Linked DNA regions of Homo sapiens: region 1 is linked to region 2. A link is an interaction called in ENCODE POLR2A ChIA-PET data of the cell type or tissue named here. Cell type or tissue: PC-9. All regions are shown on one strand. Region 1 overlaps DOCK11 (dedicator of cytokinesis 11). Region 2 overlaps DOCK11 (dedicator of cytokinesis 11).

The links. Peaks named below come from ENCODE experiments on the same cell type or tissue, not always from the same donor. Only the 100,000 strongest peaks of a DNase experiment are listed, where the experiment ranks them.
Region 1: POLR2A ChIA-PET joins it to region 2 with 5 read pairs; 3 of 35 experiments call an interaction of 5 or more read pairs at or near these places.

Annotation. Positions count from the first base shown.
Region 1 is chrX:118,551,408-118,553,907 of GRCh38, reverse strand. All of the region lies in intron 6 of DOCK11 (dedicator of cytokinesis 11), which reads right to left. Among named protein-coding and RNA genes, the nearest start is that of DOCK11, 57 kb to the right of the region's middle. In PC-9, no CTCF peak of the experiment used is centred here; a DNase peak (open chromatin) is centred at 1,207.
Region 2 is chrX:118,683,931-118,686,430 of GRCh38, reverse strand. DOCK11 (dedicator of cytokinesis 11) reads right to left here. Exons shown (of 53, transcript NM_144658.4): 53 at 284-743. The coding sequence ends at 624. Among named protein-coding and RNA genes, the nearest start is that of IL13RA1, 42 kb to the left of the region's middle. In PC-9, no CTCF peak of the experiment used is centred here; no DNase peak of the experiment used is centred here.

The sequences.
Region 1 (2,500 bases), 130 kb after region 2:
GAGAAAACAAAACATAAAAAACAAATTAATGAAAAAATCTTATGCATAATAAATGAATGCAATCCATTTGTTAGCTGTAAGAGATAGTCTGGTAGATTTGAGAATACAATTGGACTAAGATATCAAAAATAAAATATTTTCTCTTCCTTTTGTTCTAACACACATAGTGACCTTGACCTCCTAGCAATTATTTTAATATTGTATGTGCTTTCTTAGGTCAAATCCTCATTTGATTTGATGTTCTCCCACTGCAGAGGAGGAAAAATCCCTCCTGGAAGAGTTAAGGATTTAAGGACTTTTGGACTCTGGATATATAACAAATGGCTCTTTTTGTGCCAAAAAAATTTTAAAGGGCACTAGAAGTGAGTCATACATCAACCAGTTGAACTTGCAACCCCGATATCATATCAAGGCACTTCAGCGTTTAATTGCTGAGAATGGGGAGGAGAGAGCTAGAGGAATGTGACCAAATTGAGCCAAAAAGATGCATAAAGGTGGGTGTCCCAGGAGTTGGCCAAGAATCTGCAGCAATTTTTTAAAAAATGAAAAACCACCCTGAAGATTAAATTCCTCCATATATCATTATATCTCTTAGGAGAAATAGTTCTAAATACCAGGGGAAGGCTATGTCCAATATCACAGCTATCTAAACCCACATTAAATTCCTTCATTGATATGAAAAGAAGTTGAATAAAGCAGATGTCTCTAGCAGCTACTTGGGAAAGAGAGAATGTAAATGAATAGGGGTCTGTTAGGATTGTGGTTTCTGTCTAAAGGATCATGTATTCTCTATGACATCTTAAAACTTCTCTCTAATACTTTTCCAGGAATTGAAGAGTGGCAGCAAGGTACCTCCTCATTAACTAGAAACCACAAATTGACGAAATTAATCACTATGATAAGGCTTGTCCTGTTTTAACTTGAATACCAAGAACAAAGCAAATTACAAGTGCTAAATGTTCACTGCACCCAAACAACCAACAGAGCGTTGGTTTTTTGTTTTTTGGGGTTTTCTTTTTGAAAAAAAAAAGGGGATGAGGTCTCGCTTTGTGCTCAGGCTGGAGTGCAGTGGCACAATCATAGCTCACTGCAGCTTCAAACTCCTGGGCTCAAGCGATCCTCCTGACTCAGCCTCTTAAGTTGCTGGGATTACAGGCACATGCCACCACACCCAGTACAACAGAGCTTCTGCAAGAACTGCATGATGCATCCTCTTCAGTGAGAGGAAGTGCTTGGGCACAGAGCACTGTGACTCGTGGAGTGATGCACATTATTCGCAGCTTTCCTGTAGTCCAGGCTCCTCAGGGCAAGTTTCTCAGCCAACAATGAGGTTATACTCAGCAAGCACTTCTGGGAAAATATGCCCATTTCAGAAGGTGGTACAGATTATATCTTAACAACTGACCAGAGCAGGGGGAAAGCTATATATTGGGGAAAATATAAATTTTTATCCTATAAATATGTGGTCTTATAATCTTCCAATACGAAGAACTCAGCCTAGTTCCTCTACTAGCCCCTCTTTTCCCTACAGCCCATCGACTTGAATGCACTGCAAGTCATTGCAAGAACTGTCGACTTGAATGTTCTTGCAAAACTTGCTGGCAAGCTAGCTAGGAAGGTTAAACTGTCTACAGCAACCCATATACAAATTAGTTTGGCTATATTATTTAGATTGCATTAAAGGCCATGTGGTTGCTTTCTCAAAAGATCTTATAAAGTTGGAATCTTCTAATTCCCTTTTATCAACTGCACTTTGCTGAGTCTCTTCTAATACTCTTTCCTTCGTTTTATTTTTGCACTTTCTCTCACGATGTGATTCCTCCCTTCCTTGCTATTAGAGTCCTCCCTCCCTCCCTTTTTTTTTTTTTTTGAGACAGAGTGTCGCTCTGTCACCCAGGCTGGAGTGCAGTGGCACAATCTTGGCTCACTGCAACCTCCACCTCTTAAACTCAGGTGATCCTCCCACTTAAGCCTCCAGAGTAGCTGGGACTATAGGAGTGCACCACCACGCCTAGCTAACTACCTTTGTATTTTTTGTAGAGGCGAGGTTTCGTCATGTTGCTCAGGCTGGTCATGAACGCCTGGGCAGATTCCTTTATTTCTAACAGTCAAAATGTCCAGCAAAACAACTCAGACCTATTTCTAAGATCAGTTTAAAGTTGCGCATAATTTCAAACTTTCCAAAGAACTGACTGTAATTTTTTTTTTAAGAGATCGAGTATTGCTCTGTCAGTCAGACTGGAGTACAGTCATGCAATCACAGCTCACTGTAGCTTTGACCTCCCAGGCTCAAGCGATCCTCCCACCTCAGCTTCTCAAGTAGCTGCAAATACAGGCATGCGTCACCATGCCCAGCTAATTTTTTTATTTTTTGAAGAGACAGGGCTCGCTATGTTGCCCAGGCTAGTTTCGAACTCCCAAACTCAAGCCATCTTCCTGCCTTGGCCTCCCAAAGTGCTAAGATTACAGGCATGAGCCACTATGCCCAGCACATAATTTT
Region 2 (2,500 bases):
GGGATTACAGGCATGAGCCACCGTGTCCAGCCTAAGCTTCGTATATTTGTAAATATATCCTTTCCTTTTGAAATTTTCTGTGAAATAATGCTTTTGGTTCCTTTAGCCCAGCCTTGACTACTAATTGGCAAGGATTCAAATGATCTCCCCAATTTTAAATATCCGTGTATTACGGAAATGTTATCAATTTTCTTCTCCTCCTACCAAGGATTAGTATGATAATGAATTGAGCTTCTTGTCAAGAAAAATGCTAAGTTCAAAGTATTATTTCTTTCACTTCTAATTACAAATAAGTTTTACCTTTTATTGTATTCCATTATACAATTTTACATAGTACCATTATTTTAAGCAATAATTAAGCAAATTGAACTACTGTTTTTGAGCTCTACTTTTCAGCATATAGATTTACCTAAAAAAGTACAAACCAAGCACAGTGGTGCAATTTTCCAGGCACTTTCAAGTTGCTTATTTACAAATATGTAAGCACCCTGTTGGAACACATGAAAATTTTGGTGTCGAGAAGAAACACTCCATGTATATCAAATCTTTAAATTTTAACATTTGCACAGCTCCAAATATTCCTGAGAAAGGTCAGTCTCATTGTCACGTACATCTGCATTTCCTCACACTTCAGCGTATCTTGGGGAACCATAACCTCGGTCACTTGATGTACCACTAATTGCACAAAATACATGTAATGTGTTGCTCATCCAGGGAGAATGCATTGTGTCTTCTTGTAATATCTAAAACAGAAGAAATCAGCATGATTATCATGAAGCAAAATAGCCACTGCCAAAAAAAGAATGTGTATATGAAATTGCAGGCATATTTCAATTTATCACTGACAGTTATTTAAAAAGACAGAAAGCAGAGAGAGCAAAGAATAACATTACCGACTTAAGTCTTCAAAGCTGTATTACAAAGGCAGCATATCAAAAAAGCAGAAAAGATCTAGTTACTCATTAAGAAAAACAAAGACTGTAAAATGCAAAATTCAATAAAAAGCGAGAGGTAACACAATCTTTAAAATATTTTTTAACAGATGGTCATAACAAGAGCTCTAAATGGTAGACTCTGACATGAGTTTATGAATGATCTAACACAGTGGTTCTCAGAATCATCTATGGGACTTTTGAAACATGCAGATACCTATGTTCCTTCCCTGGAGACTTGAAAATAATAGTAAATGAAGATAAAAGTCTTAAGTGCATATTTCTAAAGACACATTATAATTGTATAAGCTAATTGATACAGAAGATTTTTCTTGGAAAGGAAGAACTTCATAAATATAAAATTTAAAGATTGTATTCCAGTAAGTATATAAACATAGATATTCGTATTAGTTTAAATATTTTTTAAATGATCCATTTTGTGTAATCTAAAGAAAAAGCAACAGAAATCTTGTGCTTAAAGTAGATTGAGGTAAAAAACGCTATATACATTATATCCACTCTCTTTACCATAAAGTCCTAACTTAGGTCCCAAGCTTTCAATACTTGGTTCTCAAGTTAGTTGTGAAACTTCAGTATTAAGCCCACAGATTGATCTATAGTGGCAGTATTGAGACATATCATTTGTGTTGCTACAAATCATAAGGCTTAAATAAAATTTATAATAGAGAAATTTCCTCTTACAAAAATATTAACTCATGACACTAATCTGAAAGCATACTAGAATGTTAAGAGATGAATAACTGATTATCTATGCTGGTCAGATGTGACAGGCAAGGAGGGTACTTATTGCTAAGAAATTACAAAACATACCCAACAGATGCTACAATGACCACCCCCAACTCTATCTGAGAAATCTGTAATTTATAGCTTTATGATAATATAAATCCTTTTAAAAATCAAAAGCAGCCAGGCGTGGTGGCTCACGCCTGTAATCCCACCACTTTTGGAGGCCGAGGCGGGTGGATTACGAGGTCAGGAGATCGACACCATCCTGGCTAACATGGTGAAATCCCCATCTCTACTAAAAATACAAAAAAATTAGCCAGGCGTGGTGGCACGTGCCTGTAGTCCCAGCTACTTGGGAGGCTGAGGCAGGAGAAATCACTTGAATCCGGGAGGCGGAGGTTGCAGTGAGCTGACATTGTGCCACTGCACTCCAGCCTGGGCGACAGAGTGAGACTCCCTCTCAAAAAAAAAAAAAAAAAAGAAAAAAAAAAGAAAAAAAAGCTTGAAGAAGTTTTTGAAAGGACTATATACTTCGGTATTCTGTAACAGATTACACTGAAAGGGGACAAGGAATATCCAGTCATGTCTTTTTGTCAAGTAATCATTTATGGAGCTCAAGAGAATATTTCAAATTTCAGTACACATTAACACTTGTCTTACTTCTCAGTATTAATATATGCCTCAAAGTGTATGACTACAAGGTGGCTCTCTTTTATGTGAAACTCAATTCACTACAAAGTCAACATTTGCCAAAAGTAAGGCACACCCAAATATGTTTCATAATGACAGGATGGCTTGCATAAATATAAGCCAATAGAAAC